Linked DNA regions of Homo sapiens: regions 2 and 3 are each linked to region 1. Evidence: chromatin loops called from intact Hi-C (ENCODE). Cell type or tissue: mammary epithelial cell. All regions are shown on one strand.

The links. Hi-C counts contacts between places; a loop is a spot of excess contacts. Peaks named below come from ENCODE experiments on the same cell type or tissue, not always from the same donor. Only the 100,000 strongest peaks of a DNase experiment are listed, where the experiment ranks them.
Region 2: a loop joins it to region 1, with 3 times the contacts of the local background. A loop is called at or near these places in 4 of 110 quality-filtered maps.
Region 3: a loop joins it to region 1, with 5 times the contacts of the local background. A loop is called at or near these places in 2 of 110 quality-filtered maps.

The regions. Positions count from the first base shown.
Region 1 is chr5:111,677,077-111,685,076 of GRCh38, forward strand. The region is part of intron 2 of STARD4-AS1 (STARD4 antisense RNA 1); the gene reads left to right. Among named protein-coding and RNA genes, the nearest start is that of NREP, 76 kb to the right of the region's middle. In mammary epithelial cell, no CTCF peak of the experiment used is centred here; DNase peaks (open chromatin) are centred at 3,805 and 4,115; H3K27ac peaks cover 1,265 bases.
Region 2 is chr5:111,831,738-111,839,737 of GRCh38, forward strand. All of the region lies in intron 1 of LOC105379122 (a long non-coding RNA gene), which reads left to right. It also overlaps a transcript of NREP not described here. Among named protein-coding and RNA genes, the nearest start is that of NREP-AS1, 77 kb to the right of the region's middle. In mammary epithelial cell, a CTCF peak has its summit at 3,622; no DNase peak of the experiment used is centred here; H3K27me3 peaks cover 737 bases.
Region 3 is chr5:111,154,745-111,162,744 of GRCh38, forward strand. It overlaps the pseudogene PNRC2P2. Among named protein-coding and RNA genes, the nearest start is that of CAMK4, 66 kb to the right of the region's middle. RefSeq lists an enhancer at 3,466-3,635. In mammary epithelial cell, a CTCF peak has its summit at 3,560 (motif pointing right); a DNase peak (open chromatin) is centred at 3,567; H3K27me3 peaks cover 181 bases.

The DNA of each region.
Region 1 (8,000 bases):
GCAGAAGTGACATGGCACTTCTGGTCCTAGGTTCCTAACTGTTGCTGTGTCTCCCGTATCCTTCTTCCTCCTGATCAGAAGAACTTAAAGTCATATGTTGAAGTGCTGGCAGACAAGATGGAGAGAGCCTTCACCCCTGAGTCACTGGATAGTAGAGAGCTCTGCTGACCCACGTGACTTCACATGAGCAAGAAACAAAATTTTGCAGTTATTGAGCACCTGCAGTTTAGGGGTATCTCTATTGTTGCCACTAGCATAACCCCCCAACCCTAAAAGCATTTATCCTTGAACATCACCTGGCAAAGGTGTAGCAATGGCTTAGCCCTTATACTTCTTTACAAGGAACTTCTGAGAAACTCTGCTTGTAGCCCCAGTTTTGAGGTTTTTGGTGGATAAATAATGTACTCGCACACAAAACTGATGGAACTCAATTTTAGTAACATGACGAAGAAAACCACTCTTCTGGTCCACAATTCCTTTATATTAAAAAAAGTACCAATTTATACTAAGGCATTAAAAACACTTATTCATAAAATGTAACACACTTTGTGAATTATCCCAGAGAATGTTCTTATATTGGCTCAGGGTTTTGACGGGCCCTAAGGTCCCTTCCAGTTCATGAAGTAGAGCAGAAATTATAATGTAAGTATAATGGAGGAAATCTTAGAAGTCATCTAATGCTACCAAATACCAGACTTTATAGAGTAGGAAATTGAGCCTGAGAGAATTCGAGATATTTATCCCAGGTTTCTTTGATCTCCTGAATTCCATTTGCAGTGTTCTTCCCAGTACATTGTTTTAAAATTATAGTATTTAAAAGCAAACAATGACAACAACAAAAAAACCCTCTTAACTCTTTTTACCTTGCAAGGAGCTGATTCCTTTCTCCTGAACCTCTTCCATTGTTATGACTCCATGAAAGGGGACAGAGAAGTTTCCTTAGGAACAAAGAGAGGAAAGAAGATGTACAGCAGATGGGAAATCTGTGCAAGCATAGAGCCTACCTTATTCTCATACTACATAACCTTTCCTGGTCTTTCCCCTCTTCTTCTTCAAGCCTTTTTCCTATCACACACATACACATGCTACAAAATCTTTCTGGAACAGATACCTTATCTTCTTTCTCATTCCAGGTTAAACTTAGTCTAGGACAGTGATATTTTTAGTTCAATGAAGTTTTTATAAACTCTAGTTTATCATTTTAACCCCAGAGCATCCTTATCTCAAGGATCTTTCCCTATTCTCCACCCCCTAGTTTTAACCCTTTGCTGCAGAGCTTAGAAAGAAGCTTATTAGAATGATGATCCCTTGGTTAAACCAAGGTCTCCTGCAGCTCATGTCATCATCTGCCAGGCTGTCACTCAGGGTAGCCAGTGGTACCTCCATCATGGACAGATGTCCAGCTTGTGCTCACCGTGTTGGGAAGCCCAGTGGTCAGTGCCATTTTTTCCTTTTTCCCTTGTACCTTCCTGCCCAACTGTTTGTTGCTTCAATTGGCAATCTCATGGAATGGCCAGCAGGCCCCTGTGTTTTTTCCTTCTACAGTCAGGTCTAGGTTCATGAGAATCCTAAGAGTCTCTGCCACCCTTGACTTGATTCCATGGAAAACCAGGAGAGTGATCCTTGCTCTTTGGACATTCACTAACCTTCCTTGACTTTCCCCTAGCCCCTTCTCTGTGCTCCAGGAACCCCATGGTGGGGCCACAGGCTCCTGCAATCCTCCAGGAGGAAGGAGATGCCAGTCTTCCCTTTGTACCATCTACCATGTGCCCTCATTTCACTAGAGAAGTCCTTAAAGACCTCTGCCTTTGGAAAGTCAGGAAATCAGTTGAATTTTACCTCCTCCCACAATAGAGGTGGGAAAGAAAGGGACACTTACTACTTCAATAATAATAAAACCAACTTAGCGCTTGCTGTGTGCCAACTACTTTACAAACACTCTACATGATAACTCATTTAATCCTCATCATGACTCTAATAAGTAGGAATTCTAAAGAAAGTGACTCTTTTGTTTTTATAAATACTGAGGTAGAAGTATGGTGAATACTGCTTCATAGGTTCTACCGAAATACTCAGTATTACAGCCCCAAGAATATTATAGTCCAAGTCCTTTTGCTCTCAGTTTAGAGCTCTCTCCAAAATTACATGATCACTAGTCAGTAATACTGAAGGAATAGGAAAAGGTGTTGTTCTGTGTATCACACTCTTATGCTACAATTACTTTGCTGCTTACAGTAGGAGAGTAATATGAATGTATGCATGTCGGTTTACATCTTTTTATTGTGCTTTTTAACTGTAAGAGTGATAAATGCTATAACAAATTCAAACAAGAAAGAAATGTAACAAATGAAAAATGATTTTTGGTTAGTCATTTGCCTCATCCCGTTACGTTTAACCACTTTAAACAGTTTGAGTGTGTGTGTGTGTGTATGTTTTCTTTGTGTATACTTTCCTCAGTGTAGATACAAGTGTACATATATAGATATTTGTCTTAATTGTTGTAAAAAGGATATGCAATACATGCTTACCTATATGCATATATATGCTATATGTACCTATGTGACACTCCTTTTGGTGCCACTTAGCCAGCCAGAAATCTCGGTGGCCATCAGTGCCTCTGCCCGGACTTCACTCAGGCCCACTGGGCTCACTCGCAGGCTGCTCTCAGCTCACACTACTGGCCCAGATCCTGTGCCCACCATGCTCTGCGCTTAGCCTGTGGCTGGTCCCGGTGTGCAGTGACAGGCTTCCTCCTTGGGCACTGGCGTCTGGACAAGGCGGGATGTGGCAGTGCCCAAAAACTTGGAGATGCCAGCAACCGCAGAGCCCCAAGGGATGTTACAGCTTTTTATTCATTTAACATAGCACCACATCAGTGCATGTAGATACATCTCATTTTTTTTGGTCATTTTGTTCTATTCCTTGGTATGGATGTTACATGAATTATTGATCCATTTTCCTATTGATGGTATTTGCATTGTCTCCCATTTTTTGCACTTATAACAGTGTTACAATATACACATACAGACACACACACACACACACACACTCACACATGTCCCTTTCCCAGTAGACCCAGTACTTTTCTAAAATAAATTCTGTAAGTGGTACTTCTGGGTTGTAGAATGTCTTTATTTTAAATTTGAAAAATTCTGCCAAACGGTCTTTCAAAAATGTCATACGAATTTACACATGACAGAAATTACACATTAACAGAATTTGAAGGGGTTTACCTCCTTATCCGCTTAAAAACACTATATGTCATCAAAATTTTATAAATTTTGCCAATTTAATAAAAAATAACCTTTGTGTATTATGGATTATGTAATTGTCAGTTTGAGCATTTTTCAAATATTTATTGACCAATTGTAATTTTCTCTCTAAAATGCCTCTTCTTATTTGTTCATTTTAGTCTCCCTCCTTCTGATTTTGGTCTTTTGATGTTGTTTTATTGGAATATTTTAGCTATAATGGATGTTAACTCTTTGTCTTTTATCTGTGTTGCAAATATTTTCCCACAGTCCTCATTTGGCTTTTAAATTTGTTCTTGTGAACTGGTTTTTGCCAAAAAGAAGTTTTGACTTTTTAATCATTCCAAACTGTCAACCTTTCCTTCATGGACTCTGGGCCTCCTGTTAGACTTAGAAGGTTCTCCCCACTCCAAGACTGTAAAAATGTGGACAGTGTATTTATTTAGAGCATTAGATGACCAAATTCAAAGAGGCCACAGTAACATAATTGATACGATGCCAAAGAAAATAGCCCGAAGCCCTGCCGAGGAATCTGCCTAGCCCTCCTTTTCCCCTCCACTGTACTTTTCCGGCCTGTGATTATTTGTTATGCCTCTAGGCAGCCCTGACTTTCCATTAAGTCCTCCTCCCTCCTCTTTTATTCCTGTGCAGAGAGCTGTTTGCTTTTCAGTTTTTGCTTTTTGTTTTCACAGACTGTGATGGCCAATAAGTGGGACCCCTTTGACCTGTACTTCTCCCTTCCTAGGACCAAATGCAGCATTACTGACTATATGTACACCTTCCTGTTCTCCCGTCTCTCCTTTCATCCTCCCCCTTCCTGGAGTGAGCAAGCAAGGGAGCCAAAAGCAGACTTTGACACATCTGCCCTGGCTTGGCTCTATTCCAATGGGAAAGTTTGATGTTGCAAGCTTTTGAAAGTCGCTCACATTTCCCTGACTTACAATCATGCAGGCTTCCTTGACTTCCTTCTAATTCAATAAGGATAAAGAAAGCAAGCTGTTTGCTGCAGCCTGGGTCCTGAGGGAATCAGACCCAGGCAAATGGATAACCTAGAGCCATTGTCATGGGCCCCTTTTTTTGTCCCTTCTGTCTCCAACACCCTGCCCACCCGAGGCTGCCTTTTCTTTCTAGGCAGGGGCACTCTATTGGGGCATAATCTGATACGAAGTTTCTCTCCTTGGTGGGGTCAACCACAGTCCAATGTCAAGGGTTTTCTTAGGAGGATTTTTGCCCCACTACAGTCTCCATCAGCCTCCAACATCTGCTGTGTATGTTTATTTAAACATACTCTCTAAATAAAAGCAGTATGCTTTCTATGTGAATGTGGTTTCCAGACATGTCCCCCAGCAACCAGGGCTGCATGTGTCTGCCAAACCTAGATCCCTCTTAAGTAGCTATTTGGGAGCCACCCCTTCTCCCCAACTTCCCAGGTATTTATGGGGGGCAGGGAAGAGTGCAGGGGATGGAGGGCTGAGGCAAAGGGCTACGATGTTAGCTTTTAGTGAGCAAGGCCGGGCAGTGGAAGGCTGACCGGTACCTCTAACTCACCCTGCATGGGAAGGCCCCTCCTCACAACTCTGTCCTGGAGGAACGAAAGTCCCACTTCCCTTGGACCTTTGCTGGGGTGCAAGATCCTGCCTCATAACGCTGCGCTTGTTGTTGTTTAAATCCTGTTAAACAGCAGAATTTCCAAGAACACCCAGGCTGTCTTGTGATCTTTGGGATTGTGCCATGGGTGCTTTTATCACTTTCTTTCATTTTGGCTATCTGTATTTTCTGATGTTAGTAGTCTGATATAATTCTAAGTATTGCTTTTAATATTAAAACAAGGTTTCATTTTAACTTTTAAATGTTATCCTCAGGGAAGCTCTCAAAATTCCCAGGTGGGGGTTAAAGGAAGCTATGTGGGAATATAAATGAGTAATAAGGCCCCGAGATTTAGGAAGCCCTGGCTAAATTTCGGTTATCATTGTCGTCATTGCTATTACCATTACGGAGCAGAAATAAGTTTGGGGTGGAAGTAGAGAGTCAGCACTGAGTGAGGGGCAGACAGCTGATTCTAGAGTTAGATGGCACTTCAGCCACATTGATGTTTAGGAACCACACAAGGTTTTCAGCTAGTGACGTTCCCGGGGGCAGGAAGGATGGTCATATTTTGATGTTTTTGCCTGTGGCCTGGGTGATAGGCAAATAATTCAGTAAAGAAATAACCTCTATCAACATCAAACACTGAAGAGAGACCAGAAAAACTGAGAGTGTTTTGGGAAAAAGAGCAGAGAGAACTGAATTCCAAGGGGATCCCGAAGCAAAGAAAGATTGCTGGTCTGGAAACTCCTGAGAGATGTGCTTACCATATACACAGGCTTTTCTAAGATCATTTTGATTTCAAATATTCTGTCCTTGTGCTTCGACAAATGTAGCCAAGGGTTCTGATATTTACATTAGAAAACACGACCGCCATATGTCTCCTTAAGCACAGGAAAACTCTAAATGATGCATGAATCCCTCTGTTCAACATGCATCATGAATCCTGTATGCCCCAAATATTTTGAAGTTTCCCTTCACTGAAAGGAGCGGAGAAGCAGCAGCTCAGTGACACACGAGCTGCTGAAATGGGTTATTGAAAACCCATTTCAACCAGAGGGTACCGTTGCCTCTGTGGCTTCATGCCTCAAGCTCACACACAGGGCCTCTGCTGTTTAGGGTGCCAGGAACCCCTCTAGGGATCCAAGTATTCAAGGCTGATGAAGATGATTTCGAGGTGACATCTGAAAAGGCTGTATGTATGGCATAAAGGCTTCCCTGTATGAAATCCTGGCAAAGCTGTTCAGCAACATGTGAGTGGATGGAGAGAATGGGAATTTAAGAGGGCATAGTGCCATCCATGGCAGAGCTGGCCATAGACAGGAAGTTAGAGACCATAACTCTCTTTTTCGTCTGAACTAAAAAGCTCCAAAAAAAAAAAAAAAAAAAACAACCCGCGAGACTTGGCAATTGTAGTAAAGCATGACTCTATGCCTAACTGGTGAAATTTACTTTGTAAAAAACGAGATTTAAGATTATAGGGTTAAGAAGAGTGGCAACACAACTATTGGAACAAATAGCCACTGATTGCCTTCTTAATCAAATAAATTTGAACCTTGGGAGAAAAATAGGTGGCCTGTGATCTAAGACACTCCTTGTCTTCATAAAGCAACAGAAAAAACTGGATAATTCCAGGGAAGAAATTTGAGTTCATATATTCGTGGGTGTTGCCTTTATTTATTTATTTTATTATTATTTTTTTCCTGAGATGAGGTCTCACTCTGTCTCCCAGGCTGGATGGAGTGTGATGGTGCTCACTGTAACCTCAAACTCCTGGGCTCAAGTGATCCTCCCGCCTCATTCTCCTATGTACCTGGGACTACAGGCCTGTGCCACTACTCTCAGCTAATTTTTAAAATTGTTTTTGTAGAGACAGGTTCTCCTGATCTTGCCCGGGCTGTTTGAGTCTCCTTATGTTGCCTTTAACATACATACTCATCAGCCACTGAGGAACCTAGAACCTTCCAATATAGTAAGAGCAATGACAATAGGCTGTTCTGATTCACTGGAAACAAACAAAATAAAGGCGTGTGGCCTTTCACTAGATAATCTTTGCTTTTGAACCTGACCCCGAACCCCCTTCAGAGATGAACAAGCCCATTATAGTTCTGACATCTCAATGAGCTCAGCCCATGGGTCTGAAATCCTGACCTAACAGTTGAACCGCTCATGCTTAATAGTTTATTTAGGTTTCTTTCTGTAGAAGGAACACACAGAGGGCTCTGTATTAGTAGGGATTGTGGCTACATATCTACCACTATTGCCCTGCCAGGCTGATTTCTAAAATGAAAGCATCTATAATTTTTCTAATGACAATATTAATGTTCTCTATGAAATTAAAACAAGAATGATCTGAACTGATTTAAACATTCAGAGAATGTCCCGCTTTTACATGAAACTGTAATGACATGTTCAGGATACGAAGACAGTCACCATTTTTGGTATGGAGTAAGCGATTCACCGCATTCATTACTTAATTCCTTCAAAAACATCTTGTGAGCATCTAACAGCACAGGTACAAAACATCCCGTATTGTAAGAAACACTCAGACAAAGGAAGAGTTTATTATACTTGCAGTTAGGGCCATAATTTCCTGTTACCATACATTAGTGACTTTCTAGAAAGGGACTTTTTTTCTAGATCTTTAATACAATCTAACATTTAGGAAGTGCTTTATTATGCACTATATGTGCATTTTCTCTTCTCCTCATAAAAATTGTATGTTGTCAGTTGTATTACTATTTCGTCATTATGGATGAGATAATTAGGTATAGAGAGGCTAAGTAGCCTTTCCAAAGTCATTCCACGAGTAAATGGCAACACTAGAATGCAAATGCAGATGTGTCAGACAGTAAAGCTCATGCTCCACTGAGATTCTTTTTTGGATCTATTTACAAAGAACATTCTCACATGTAATCTCAGGTAAATCTCAAACCCCTCCCTGTATTACATACTATTATCCTTATTTTACACATGAAACTAGTAAGGTTAACACACATATTTAGGCCCAATCAGCTTTTTAAGTAAATCATTTTTAATGCCAATTATAGTAACCATTAAAAATTCCTAAATGTGATATTTTCACATGGTATACGTTAAATATTTGTCATCCAAGAAAATGTTAATGTTCAATTCTAAAATAAAATTTTTTCATCTCCTTTTCTG
Region 2 (8,000 bases), 150 kb after region 1:
GAGGTTCTATCCTGATCATTCCTGGACACAACACTTCTTTCTTTCTGTTAATGGCAGCCTCAGGGAAGTCTGGTTGGCACGCCCTCAAGATAGCTGCCAGACAAAAAGGGCCTAGAGAATAAAAACTTATTTCTGGTGCCACTATCTGGCCCTCTTGTGGGGTTGACATCCCCCACAAGATAAAGGTCACTGGGTTGAGTACACTGCTTGCTGAGTGGCCCACGTAGGCCAAGTGTAGGACAAAGGGTCTCTATGAGTGTTATAAGAACGCTTTCTACCTTCTGGATGTATTGGAACCTTCTGGACGAAAGGTCTAAGAGTGAGTAGGAAATGATTTATAACAAAGTGAAGTTACTCTTACGGGAATGGAACATAAAAACTTTGTGGCAGTGGAGGTAGAGCCACAACCCTGGCCTCTGGGGAAGGAAAACCTTAGACCTCAGTAGGTACAGAGGAAAAAAGGACATTAATGAGCTATGTCTTTCAAAACCACCCTGGGGCTGGGTGTGGTGGCTCAACCCTGTAATCCTAGCACTTTGGGAGGCCGAGGCAGGCAGATCACTAGAGCTCATGAGTTAGGGACCAGCCTGGACAATATGGCGAAACCCCACCTTTACAGAAAAACAAACAACAACAACAACAAAACATTAGCTGGGGGTGGCATGAGCCTGTAGTCCCAGCTACTTGTGGGTCTGATGAGGTGGGAGGATTGCTTAAATCTGGGACGAGCTTGCAATGAGCGGACATAGCATCACTGCACTCCTGCCTGGGTGACAGAGTGGTACCCTGTCTCAGAACACAAACAAACAAAAGACCATCCTGGAGGCTTCCTCAGGAAGGAAAATGCAATAGTGTGGCTCTCCCTATAACCATTGCAAGCACTTTAAATAACTTCTGTGTCTGTCATTCTCTACCAGATGGTTCTGACCCCAATACAGTTACTATTTCCCTTAATTTTACTGAGAAATCTTAGAAACAACAGGGGAAGGTCTCAGCTGCTACGCTTTCCAGGCAAAATGCCTGATAGCATCTCTGAATCTCTTTACCACTCCCATTCCCATAGCCAATACGCAGTCATTCCATGGTAGGACAAATGCCACCCAGGTGGTACCTTGAACAAACGGGGCAAGTTGGACTCTTCAGGAAGTTCCTCCAAAATCAAGGATTAGACTCAATCACTCTAAATAAGAGTAGAGCCCTAACCTGGCTTGGAGGCCACATTGGAAGCAGTGTTCATCTGTCCCTGACTAATGTAGCTCCCGCCAGGCAGGCTCCAATGATTACAAATAAGAATTACTTCCCCAGGACTGTACTACTTGTGCAGAAGTCAGAAATGGACTTGCTTCCCTCTTTAAAACACTGTTTTGTACCTTAAAGGTGTTCATAAAAGACCTGAAAATGTTTAAAGAAAAACCACCTATACATCACGTAGCCCTCAGATGACTGTGAAAATCTCTCCAAAATGAGGTTACTTTTAGTTACTCAAGGAAAATCCTCAGAGGGATAACTGACTTGTTATTTGTGTGCACCCTCAGGACAGTTTATCCTACAATGGCAATTATTCCATGAGAAAAGCCAATACAAAATGTTTTTCTGACTTTACCTAAACTGATCAATGATACTACTTTAGCGCCAAAAGGCATTTAGGTCAGTCTCAATTCACTTTCCAGGGTTGTTATGAATGACAGAATCATTCTAGACTTTTCTCCTTGCAGACCGAGGTAAAATCTGTTCATCACTAATAAATCATACTGTATCTGGATTAATGCCTCAGGCCAAGCAATTTAGGGAGAAAACCACTTGATTTTCTACAGTAAATACTGATGGTTTATGGGATTTGTAGAGTTAGTTGGGTTTGATACCCTGGGGACAGGATTGAGGTCAGTACTGCAGGATGGCCTCATCCTATTGTTTGAAGTTCTGATGGTGGTAACCTTAATTAAATGCTATCTAAGACTACTTGAACAGATTTGGTCCCAGCCTCTGTCAGTAAGATTGATCAGCGTGGCTGATGGAGTGGCATACTCATGGGAAAACTCATTAGAAGCCAAGGCAATATAGAAATATGCGGTGGGTATTAGTGGGAGACAATACTCCATAGGTCCCTTTTGTTTCTGCATGTCTTTGAGCAGAGGCACTGAATTCCTTTGTTTCAGACTATAGTTTTGAGATATTTGTTTATGTTTATGCAGCAAACAGTCTTGGAAGATAGAGATGGTGTCTCCCTATAGGGCAAAGGGTAGGCAGTTTTACTCCCTGTTATAAAAGATTCAAATTCCCTAAGCTCAGGCTCCTCTCCTGTAACATCAGCCTACTGAATGCAGATGTCACCTGACTTTTTTTGTGTTGCCCTGTGGGAACTGGAGTAGAAAACTAGAGCAAATGCCAGGAGATTCTAGAGCAAATGCTGGGAGATACTAGCTACTGCTATTGCCATGAGTAATTAAGTATTTAATCCTAACTCAGGAGTCTTATGTCTTCTGTCAGCATCCATGAAGTAAACTTGTAAAATTATAAGTAAGATAAAATTTCACATACTTCACAGTTCTTAACAGCTACCCTATGGCAACTAGGGAGATTCATTATCAAATACCATGGCTCTCTTTAGTTCTGTCATTGATCTCTCTGATGCTTCCAAAAGTAGAACCATACATTTTGTAGTTGAAGCACCAAGATATGAAATAGTTATTTTCAAACTAATAATATTTTAAGTGCCAGAAAAGATCAACATCAGGCCATAGACTAATTAAGAAAATGGCAAATGCAGTAATATTTGGAAACATATCCAAACAAACTATTTTACACTCTCACAATATATTCCAGCTATTGAAGCCATCCCTTCCTCTTTGGGTACTTTTAAAACTTATGCAGATAATTAGCAGAATGTAATTGAAAAAATGTAGGGTGAAATATTATGAAACTTGAGTTGAAGAGCCAGTTTTGCCCATTACTGGCTGTGGAACCTTGGACAGATTACCTCCCACTGCTTTGCATCTCAGATTATTCATCTTTAAGATGTGTATTGGAGTGGGAAAAATGAATTCATTTTGGTAGATAATTTTTCCCCCCAGTTCTTATTTTCAGTGAATAGTAGGAAGAATTTATAGCCAAGTGGGGAATTATGAAGTTTCTTTTCCTCCCTATGTTTGCTTTAGCAGGAGGTTCAGACCAGGAATAAAGATTTTTACAACTGTCTACTTTTCTTTGCACATGTAAGCAAGATCTGTTTTAACCTTCTTTGAATTTGGGTTCACATTCCAAGAAGGCACCTCCTATGAAATGAAATGTAAGAGAGGAACATTCCTTGCACAGAAGGTCTTTTTATTTGCTGCTCTCACCACACACATCCATCTTTCCTGTGGCCAGCATATTACACAAACAGGAAAGTTAGTTGATTTCCTATTCAATACATGACACAACTTTGCCAAGGTCATGCTGCCCTTGCCAGGGCTAGCCACAGAAGGAACACACCCATTCACTTGGACTATCATAGGATTTTTTTTCTGGGCACAGTGCAGTAGCTATAAAATAATTATTAGTCTAATTTGTTCATTCATTTGTCTATTTGAGTAAAGTTTCTAGGACCTACCACAGCCAGCCAATAGGAATAGTAATAGTATTAATAAGACCTTATACCTGCCCACAAGGATCTCGCAATCGCCTGAAGGAGGCATTATCTACCAACAGATAATTATTATACAGCCAGATACAGGCTAAAATTATAAAGGTAGGGGCATGAACAGCTCTTCTATAAAAGGCTTCTCAGGGGAGGAAATCCTTGAGCTAAGATTTAGGGGGTTCATAGGTAAAACTAAGTAGACAAAGAATGAGGATATTCAAGCAAAAGAAAGAGCATATAAAAGCAAGGGAGGTCAACCAAGATAGAAGATCAGATACTTTAATAAGGCTGGAACATAGGTTACTTGTAACCTTAAAGGAAATAAAGATAGGCAGATAGGAACATTCTGGGATAAGTGGTTTGTGGGTTTAAGACTTCAGGCTTTTGAGCCTGTTTATATGCTGAGTAGAAGAAGACAGAGGAGAGGCTGAAGATAGGGGGAAAAAGGTCATTGCTGTATAAAGTTCATAGGGAAATTAGGACAAAATGATTTCTTGACCAGAAGGTGAGTAGAAAGGCTAGTCTGAGACTGAAAATGGGTCCCTTCTTCATCTTAGAAAGATATGCAAAAAGAAAATGGATGCAGATGTAAGAAACTTTAAAAGAGAAGTGAGGAAAGCCAAGAATTCAGGTTCTGGCACTAGGAGGTGAAAAAGAAATAAGGTTCCTGCAATCTGTGTGGTCAGCAATTCATATGCTTAACTCAGTCCTTCCTCCCTTCGTTCATTCATTCAAAAATATTTACTAAGCACAGGAATGTAATGATGAACTAGACACTGATTCTCCTTTCAAAGAGTTTGCAATCTAGTTCAGGTAAAAAGAACATAAACCTTGGTAGGCAATAGGTACTTAATATATGTCTATAGAAAGAATGAATGAATTAAACACTGCCCCTCAAAACAGGCAAAGATGAAGTATTATTAGAATAGAAAGGGAAAGGCATGCTTTTTAGGTCTGTATGGGATCTGAAGAACGAGTAGATCTGAATATACAGAGAGGGGTGTGGGTGAGGAAGGTCACTGTGCAAAAGCAATACATTAGCAAAATTCTGGAGGTGGGGAGAGATAGGACCTAAGTCAGGGAAGAGCAAGTCTCTTCTGAGGAATATGCAACAAAATAAAATTGGCAACATTAACAAAAATCTTTCTTTCAGTTTTCTTTGGCTCTCTACATCAATATTAGTGGTATTTATTGCTTTGGGTGGGAGACAAAACATTTCAAAGAGAAGCCAGCATTAAAGTAGACATGTGACAAATAGGAGAAAGACAGTGCCTTGAATCTCCCAGAGCCCCAGAGAAGGGAGAGAGAGCATTCTAAATTTTCTTATAGCCAGGGAGAGCTGGCAGTGGTTGTGACATGGAAATTCCTATAGGCTGAGACAAGGAGGACTCAGGGTAGTCTGCAAAGACCTGGTAACTGAGGAGGAAAAAGAGTATGTACATTTTTTGTGTATATAACTTCAAAAGGGTGTCCCGTGTTTTAACTTGTGAAATCTGGCAAACCCTACATGAATAAGACACTTCTTTCTGGGTGCTAGGACAACACAAAACACTCTTTCCACCCTAACCTCTAAGTCTGTATCATCTTGGGGAAAATGGGAAAAGAATTGAGAGGAAGAAAGAAGACTTGAATTCACTTGAATTTAATTCCAATTAAGCCTAAGAAAATCCAGAAGGTACTAAGTTTATTTTGATGGGCAAGATTTAGTTTTCTGACATCAGTGGAAATTCACTTATAGAAAAATAAAATTTTTTTTGGCTTCTAAGTTTATGACTGAAATTTAGATACTATTACAGTGAATAAAGTCTGACTCTAAACAGAAGATCCTAGTTTCTAAATACATTTCCTACAATCAAGAACCAGAGCTTCTTAGAGAAATTACTGATTCAAGATCCAGGTAGGGAAGATACAAGGTAAGTCTGGGATGTATTGCTGCTCCAGAAAGCAGAAAGTTTTTCAGGACTGATGAGGTTTGTGAAAAGGACACTGAAACCTTATTTAAGGGGCTCCCACTGTCCAAGTTGTAAAAATCCAAGCTTCAAAAAGAATAATGGTTGAAATTGATTGAAAGATATTGTATATATGAAAAAAATCCATGAGTTGATAATGATATTCAAAAAGAGAAAACAAGAAAAAAGTATTTTGTCATCATTCATGGTAGCTATTAAGTCACTTCCTTACTTTGAAAAGTGGTAATTAAAAGAGATAAGACTTTATCTTACCTTTCTAGTAAGTATTCATAGCAACCAAATAGCCTGAGTTAAACAGGAAAGCCTCATGTTATAGAGGAATAATAATTATGTGCAAAGAGTGACAAGATTGGACATTAGCTATTTTTCAGTGCTTGATGAAATGATTCAGGAAAGAATTATAAATTGCTATTGAAATCATTAGGTGAATTGTTGATGAAAAACCACACATTTCATATGGTGGCAAAGTAGCATAGTCAGATTACCTTCTGGTCACAAAGAGGAAAAACATAATTTTTTCATAGAGGAATCAGAGGGTCGTCACCTCATTCCAGTGGCCAAACCGTAAATAACTGATAGTATCAATATAATACTTTCTACTGTTATGTGAAGTCTATAACACCATCTACAATGCAATTTTGCTAATTAATCTAATTAAACCTTTAGAGTCTATTTTCTAGATTACAGAAAATACAGGGGTTAGATTAGCACTACCCAAAAGAAATATGTGTGCCATATATATATTTTAAATTTTTCTAGTAGCCACATTTAAAAAGTAAAATGAAAAAACAAAATTAATATCAGTAATTAAAACATTTAACCCAATATATCTAAAAGACTATTTCAATATGTGATATAAACTCTATTAATGAGACACTATATTCTTTTTATTTGCAGAATGTCTTCTAAATTTGATGTGGACTTGTGCTTACGCACACCTCAGTTTAGACTAAGTACATTTCAAGTGTTCAAAAGTTAGTGGCTACTACACTGGTCAGCACAGGGCTATAGGGCTACAGGAATAAGCTAAATAATACCGTGATGGTTAGTTTTATGTGTCAACTTGACTAGGCTATAGTACATCCTTATTCAACCAAACACTAATGTAGGTATTGGCTGTGGAGGTATTTTGTAAATATGGTTAACATTTACAAACACTTTAAGAAAAGGAAATTATCCTTGATAATGTGTGGGCCTTATTAAATGAATAGAAAGAATTTAAGATCAAAACTGAGATTTTCTTGAGGAAGAAGAAATTCTGCTTCAAATCTATAGCAGCATCTTCTATCGGAGGGTTTCCTGTCAGCTGGCCTCCCAACAAATTTCAGACTTGCCAGTCCCCACAATTTTATAGATTATTTCCTTGAAATTCATGATGATATATATATATGTGTGTGTGTTTGTATGCATATATAAATTTATAAGACATACATATAATGATATAATCTATATGACCCATATGTTGAATTCATAATGATACGTATATAATCTATAAAAACACATATATAGAAATAGATACATATGTGTAGCTGATGTATACACAGATGAGCTCTAAAGGACATGTTGGAGACAACTGGAAAATTTTGAACATGGATTTAATTAGACAATTAAAGTATTGTCAATTTTGATAAGTGGGATAATTTAATGTTTCAATGGGGGAAAATGTCCGTATTTTTAAAAAATACCTTCTGAAGTATTTCAGAATGGGATGTCATGACGTTTCTAGATTATACTCTATTGATCAAATATACATGAAATCATAACCCTGTAGTACAATGAACAAAACATACTCAGACTTCATCTTCATTGTTACAAACTACATTGTCTCTAGCATAGCAAATCATAGTTATCAAAGTTTTAGCCTAATATTTAATAAAATTTTACTGCAGGATAAATCGGCTTAAAAAATTAAACAAGAACCTAAGGCTATGATGTGGTTGTCTCTCACTAGCTGGGGGAACACAAGGCATTCTGCTTCCAGAGCATGAAGGGCAATGACCAGAGTCATAGGTGGTGATGTGGATGGTTCAATATGTAAGTTTTTCCCATTCGGCCCATGTCTGTACATCACATCCAAGGACAGCATGCCTCAGAATGCTGACTCTGAAATCAGCTATTAAATGGATATTTTGGCTTTCTGTATTGTTTTCTTAAGAGTGCAGTTGTCCTGGTCAGGTTACAGTATGTTCTTACCAAAATTCTCCTGTACAACTAAAATGACGTATTTTTCTTTCCTTTCCTGTCATTAAATTATAATGAAGTGTTGGTGACCTTTCTGTTATGGTTACCGTTATTGCTATGGGGATAGTCCTATACATTCCAAAAGAAGAACAACCACGTTAGTTCAATATATAATATTACTTAAGGCCCTTTGTCAGAAGTAGGAGCAAAAGTTGTTATAATAATATAAA
Region 3 (8,000 bases), 520 kb before region 1:
AATTACTTTAAGTTGCACTGATGCTACATTACATCACAATGCACATAAAACAAATGAGGTGAAGTCTAATTATATGTTTTACATTAATTAGCAATTCTACACTAATAGATTAATTCCCTGGTGAATTTGTTTCAGACCAACTGACAATTATCTGTAAACACAACTAATTTTTTTTTTTTTTTGATGGAGTTTCACTCCTGTTGCCCAGGCTGGAGTGCAATGGCACGATCTCGGCTCATCGCAAACTCCACCTCCCGGATTCAAGCAATTCTCCTGCCTCAGCCTCCCGAGTAGCTAGGATTACACGTATGCACCACCACGCCCGGCTAATTTTGTACTTTTAACAGAGATGGGATTTCTCCGTGTTGGTTAGGCTGGTCTCAAACTGCCGACCTCAGGTGATCCGCCCACCTCGGCCTCCCACAGTGCTGGGATTATAAGTGTGAGCCACCGCGCCCAGCAACACAACTAAATTTAAACATCAGTACTTTATCTTATTTTATACCTGTACTTTAAGTAAGGTTTTAATTTGAAATATCATTATTTCCTTATCTGAAGGAATAAAGGAAACAGGAACCCAGTGGAAGGATAGTTTGGGAAGAACTCTTCGTGATGGCAGCTCAATCAATTTGGCTCCAGTATAGTTGTGATTCGCTTGAGATTTAAAAAGTAAGCTGGGGCCCAGGCGCGGTGGCTCATACCTGTAATCCCAGCACTTTGAGACGCCAAAGCAGGCGGACCGCTTCAGGTCAGGAGTTCAAGACCAGGCTGGCCAATATGGTGAAACCATGTCTATTAAAAATACCAAAAGTGTCCAGGCATGGTGGCAGGCACTTGTAGTCCCAGCTACTCAGGAGGCTGAGGCAGGAGAATCTCTTGAACCTGAGAGGCGGAGGTTGAAGTGAGCCGAGTTGGCACCAGTGCACTCCAGTGTGGGCGATAGTGTGAGACCCTGTCTCAAAAAAAAAAAAAAAAAAAAAGTAAGCTGGGACCTGATAAGCTAGAGCTCCAATTTTGATTATTTGGGAAATTTTTATTCTTCCCCCCATTTTGCATGACCTGTTATGCAGCTGCTAATTAATTCCACCCACATCCTCTTTCTTTTTTCTTATGAACCATCTTCTGGGAATTCTGATCCTTGGTCTTCTATTAAGTTGCTTTTGGTTCTTACTAATATTTCTAGATTGAGGGGCTAGAATGTTATACCTGTCTCCACCACCCATCTTCAGCTTTTTTGTCACTTTTCGGTCAGCTTTTTAGAGAGCAGGGTTTCCAATACCTGTCCTCTTCCTTGCTGCCAAGCTCAAGATAATAGATGTTACTTTCTGATGGATCCTTTCCTTTGTCTCAGTATAGAAGTTCTCATAGGTCGATCTGCTAAATGCAGCCTAGGAGCTGAGGCCAATATCTGAGTTTCCTCAGTACACAAGTCTGAGATAAGTCCTAGCAACCTCAAGCTCAGAACTATGGCGGCAGCAGCTCCCTCTCCATGTCAAAGCCTTCCTGCCTTTCCAGGGAGAGGCATGGACCAAAGCCCATGGGCACTGAGGAGTGAACTGCTGCCCACCCTGGTGTGTGCAACCCTACCTCCTCCTTCTGCCTCTACTGACCTGATATTTCTTTAGAAATACAGTTCTTTCTGAAATTTTGTAGCCTTTCAGTCTATTCAATGCCACATGTGAGAAACCATAGCCAAAGATAGTATGGACTCATAATATTAATGTCTGAGAAATATTGTTTCCTGGTCACAGGTCTTCATTTTTCACACATAGTCTTTCCTTTTACCTTCTGTCATCAGCAATGTGAAATCACACATTTGGAGGAAAAGCAACACCCTTTAATCTCTATTTACCAGCAGGTGTGCCTCTTTTGTCCAGCAGAGACCTGGAAGAGAGAGCTGGGAACCCAATACCAGCCCCTGCTAGGGCTGCTGCTTCAGCTCTGACGTGAAAGGCTTCAGTTTAAGGTAGGAAAGCAATGTGTTTTCTTCACAAAGCTGGTAGACTCTTATCATATAGGCTTCTCAGACATCTTAGATTGCAGGCCACAGGCCCACACCTGCTCTCTTAGCTGTCAGAATGACTAGCTTTAGTATGAATTCATTTCTTTCAAGTAGGACTTTGCAAAACTCAGCAATAAGAAACACGCACATTTTAAATTTTTCTATTACTTCCCTTGATGCTGCAGCTACAATAAGCACAAAAATATAAATATTTAATAACCACATTAAAAAGGTCATCAACTTCGCAGCTTGTAATGGGTGAGACCTGTCTACTTCTCTACCTTGTATTCCTGGAGATTTCACATTTTTATTCCTTTTACTTGCAATATCCCACTTTCAGGTACCCCATTTTGCATCAGAGGAGAGGGTGCAGGCAAGCAGTAGAAAACCCACTACAGTGGCTTAACCAGATGAGGTTTTTTTTAGTCTGTGTAGGCTGCTGTAACTAAATACTCTAGACTGGGTGACTTACACAACAGAAATTTATTTCCCACCGTTCTGGAGGCTAGGGAGTCTAAGATTAAGGCGCTGCTCTTTTCAGTTCCTCAGATCTCTTTTTCTTCTTCTAAGACCACCAGTCTGATCAGATTAGGTCCCACCCCTATGACCCATTTAACCTTAAATACTTCCAAAAGGACCTATCTTCAGTCACATGAGGGGTTAAGACTCCACATAAATTTTGTGGGGACAAAATTCAGTCTATAATGGCTTTCTTTAGGCAGACAGAGAGTCCAGAGCTAGGGTAGTAAGTCCATGAAGCCATTGCTGTTCCAGGCTCCATCTGCCTCCCTACCTTCCTGTCTTTAGCATGTAGCTTCTGTTCTAATGGCCACAGGATGCCTATTTTACATTTGCCCACGTTACTGGTAGAAAGTATGAAGAAGAATTGCATGTTTATCAGGAAGCAAAACTTTTCCCCAGAAATTCCCAGCAGACTGTTGTTATCGACATTCCATTGATGAGAACTGTTTCATGCAGAGGCCCGTAACTGAAGGGCATGGGGTGCTAGTTGAGTTTTGTAGCTTGGGACAATTTTTCTTGGAACAAAATTTGAATGCTGTTAGTAAAGGGGAAGAGGCTAATAGATATTGGGAAGATAAATCTCAGGGTTTGTTATAGGGTTCCTCCAGATAGGCTGATTATAACACTCACAAGCATTATTCAGTACAATTAAAATAAATCAGGAGCGGGGAAGGCTCCTAATATTCTGGATTTATAAGTCTTTGAAATTTTAGTTTAATCCACAGAATTCTTTTAAAGTTTCCTCCAAAACATTTTTTTTCTGTATTTCTATTCTCCACAAATATTTTTTTCTGCATCAGAACACAATTTGATTGAACACTAACTCTGATATTCAGAGACAGCATCAGATTTTGGTCACTAGTACTAGTCTTTATGTAAGAACCAAGATTCCTTGGAGGATAGCGGAATCCACGTATTGGACCCAGAAAAATTATGTTTCGCTGAAGTGAATGATAAACCGCTTCTGGGCAGAAGCACTCTTACTCTCTCGGAGTCCTCAGCATCTCAGGAATGAGCTGCAATACCACATTGTGCCAGTAGATGACGACACCATCTAACATGTGAGGACTCCTTACCCGAAATCCCTTAAATTTCAAGCATCGAATTAGAAATTATTTTCTGTTATCAAGTATGTTAGTTTGACTTCCTACCAGTTGATTTTAGAAATGAGAAACATATATTGAAATAGTAACATTAAATATCAGAATTTGGTGTGTATTTGTCTTTCAATTAGTGGTAATTTCTGCAAAATGAAAATCATCTTCAAGGCAATGCAAATGATTTATTATAGGCGAGCACAAGTTTCCAGGTGAACCAACTGTTTTGTGAAGGAGCCAGAGGAAAACTGATTAGATGAGTTTAACTGTTGTGGCCACAAAGTCTTATGGCAGCCACTGGTTTTCAATCTTGACTGAATATTGAAATATATTTGTACTAACTGCCCAGATTATATTGAAATAATGTAGGCAGTTAAAAAAATACCTGTCTGGTTCTTAACTCAAAAAACGCTCATTTAATTGGTCTACAGTACGGTCTGAGAGTCAAGCCTTTTAAACGCTTCCCAGGTGATTCTATTTTGCAGCCCATATTGAGAACACCTGCCCTTGGCTTAAGGCTCCCATCACCCCATGTTGCAATTAGTTGCTTAAACGGGCCGATCTCACCCAAATACAGAGTTGGTGATTATCTACCAGGTGTAATCTGTGAAACTAGGAAGGCCCCTGCTCCTCCTTAGGAAAAAAACCATGGTGTCTGCACATCTACCATCATGAATGCATTTCTTCGTTGCACAGATAGATGGTAAAACAAACCAATCACAAACTAACAGAAAAATTCAGGAGAATCACACTCTGAGCTTTATTCAACATTGCTATTAATTTGTTTTAATTGTGTTTCAATGAATGTTCTTTGTGTGAAAGGGACATAAGGGAAGAGAGTTTTGGAGTTTGACCATGTCGAGGAAGAAGTGAGCAAATGCTAAAGATTTGGGCATGGCTCGAAGAGGATAGGCTCAGTAGGACCCAAAGATCAAGTTGTGGGGCCACTGGGGAGCTCAACAGACAGAATACGTTACAGAACACAGGGAGACAATATAATCACTTCTTTAGTTAATCCTCAAAACAGCCCTACAAGAGAATACTAGCATTCTTTCTTTCTTTTTTTTTTTAATTTTACTTTAAGTTCTGGGATACATGTGCAGAATGTGCAGGTTTGTTACACAGGTATACATTTGCTGCACCTATCAACCCATCATCTAGGTTTTAAGCCCCGCATGCATCAGATATTTGTCTTAATGCTCTCTCTCCCCTTGCCCCCCACTCCTCGACAGGCCCCGGTGTGTGGTGTGTGATGTTCTCCTCCCTGTGTCCATGTGTTCTCATTGTTCAGCTCCCAATGAGTGAGAACATGTGGTGTTTGGTTTTCTGTTCCTGTGTTGGTTTGCTGAGAATGATGGCTCCCAGCTTCATCCATGTCCCTGCAAAGGACGTTAACTCATTCTTTTTATGGCTGCATGGAATACATATAGTATTCCATGGTGTATATGTGAAATACTGGCATTATGTCTACATCACATATAAGGCAACCCAAAAAACAAGAGTGTGTTTCAATAACTTGGCCAAGGTCACTGTACTAGTCCATTTTTATGCTGCTATAAAGAACTGCCTGAGACTGGGTAAATCATAAACGAAAGAGGTTTAATTGACTCACAGCTCCAAAGAGCTGTAGAGGCCTCAGAAAATTTACATCAGGGCAGAAGGAAAAAGCAAACACGTCCTTATTCACATGGTGGCAGTAAAGAGAAGAATGAGAACTGAGTGAAGGGGGAAGACCCTTATATATCCATCAGATCTTATGGGAACTTACTATCACAAGAACGGCATGGGGGAAACCGCCTCCGTGATTCAATTACCTTCCACTTGGTCCCTCACATCGCACGTGGGGATTACAGAAACTATAAAATGAGATTTGGCTGGGGACGCAGACAATCCATATCAATCGCTTAACTGGTAAGTGGCAGAGCTGCACCATTTGGGGTTCCAACCAATGCATTTCACCCTTCTCATTCATGTTTGCTGCCCTTATGAACTGAATGCCTCCAAGTCCGTTAGCTATATTTCCTTATTTATTATTTGGAAATGTTAATGCCCCTACATCTTAGAGTTGTACTGAGAAATACAAGGTACAACATATTTAAAAGTGCTCAGAGCACAGCACGAAGGTCACACTGTTTAGATCCCAGTGCGGTGCGTCCTGTTATTATCTTTCTGACACTTAGACATTACTGCCTCTCTAGACTCATTGCTATGATCTGAATATTTTGTCTTCCCAAAATACATATGTGAAATCTTTATTTTATTTTATTTTATTTTATTTTACCTTTTCTATGTTTAGATATTTAAAAAAAATTTTCCATAAGACATTGGGGTACAGATGGTATTTGGTTACAGGAGTAAGTTCTTTAGTGGTGATTTGTGAGATTTTGGTGCACCCATCACACAAGCAGTACACACTGCACTTTATTTGTAGTCTTGTATGCTTCGTCCCTCTCCCACTCTTCCTCCCAAGTTTCCAATGTCCATTGTATCATTCTTATGACTTTGCATCCTCATAGCTTGACTCCCACATATCAGTGAGAACATGCGATGTTTGGTTTTCCATTCCTGTGTTACTTCACTTAGAATACATATGTTGATATCTTAATCCTCAAAGTTATGGTATTAGGAGCTGGAGCCTTTGGGAGATGACTAGGTCCTTAGTGCAGAGCACCCTCATCAATGGAATTAGTGCCTTTATAAAAGAGGCCCCAGAAAAGCAAAATGGGTAACTGAGATGATGAATATGTTGATACATTCATCTGTTCCCTGTAGTAACCATCTTACTATATATGTATCCTACAACATCATGTTGTATGACTTAAATGTGCACAATAAAATTGTTTTTTTAAAAAAGAAATAGTTCCATTCAAATAAATAATTTGTATTAAGTAAATATAAAAGGCCTCAGAGAGCTGCTTTGTTCCTTTCGCCATTTGAGGACATAGCTAGAAGGTGCTGTCTATGAATTAGAAAGCCCTTACCAGACACTGAATCTGTTGACACCTTGATCTTAGACTTCCCAGCTTCTAAAACCATGAGAAACTAATTTCTATTGTTTATAAGCCACCCAGTTTATTTTGTTATAGCAGCCTGCACATACTAAGACACCCAGAAAACCTCCAAAAATTTTAAACCACTTAAATAATATGATTATTTAAACAAAGAAAAGCATGAGCAAAAAGTCTGAAAATTTTATTCATTCACTTATTAGGCAAACATTTAATAAAAATCTGATATATACTAGCTATTGCAGTAAGGATACAGAGTTAAAAGAGTCATAGATTCCACCTGATATGGTTCAGCTGTGTCCCCACCCGAATCTCATCTTGAATTGCAATTCTCATAGTCCCCATGTGTCAGGGGAGGAACCCAGTGGAAGGTAATTGAATCATGGAAGTGCTTACCCCCATACTTCTGTTTTCATGATAGTGAATGAGTTCTCACAAGATCTGAATGGTTTTAAAGGGACTTTACCCCGCTTTACTTGGCTCTTCCTCCTGCTGCCATGTGAATAAGGACAAGTTTGCTTCCCCTTCTGCCATGATTGTAAGTTTCCTGAGGCCTTCCCAGCCATGTGGAACTGTAAGTCAATTAAACCTCTCTCCTTTATAAATTACCCAGTATTGGGTAGTTCTTTACAGCAGTGTGAGAAGAGATTAATACACTACCTACAAGGAGCTTATAGTAATAGCTCAGGCAAATGAATACATTGTAATTTCAGAATGGTGGTATAAAATAACATATTTTCTAATACATCTGATATACTACTGTGTTAATCAGCATTCTCTAGAGGTACAGAATTAATAGGAGATATATATATATATAATAGGATATATATATAATAGAATATATATATATATGTGCGTTTATTAAGGAGTATTAACTCACATGATCACAACTCAAGTCCCACGATAGGCCATCTACAAGCTAAGGAGCAAGTAAGCCAGTCTGAGTCCCAAAGCTGAAGAACTTGGAGTCTGATGTTTGAGGGCAGAAAGCATCCAGCATGAGGGAAAGATGTAGGCTCAGAGGCTAAGCCAGTCTAATCTCTCCATGTTCTTCTGCCTGCTTTTATTCTGGCCACACTGGCAGCTGGTTAGATGGTGCCCACACAGATTGAGGGTGTGTCTGCCTCTCCCGTCCACTGACTCAAATGTTAATCTCCTTTGGCAACACCCTCACAGACACACCAGGAACAATACTTCGCATTCTTAAATCCAATCAAGTTGACATTCAATATTAACCATCACAACTATTCAGAGTAACTCATAATAACTAAGGTTTATTGAGTACTTACTATGTGCCAGACATTGTGCTCCATGCTTTATGGTTTCAAATTAATCCTCAGAAGTTCCTTATGAAGTAGGTGTCCACAATAT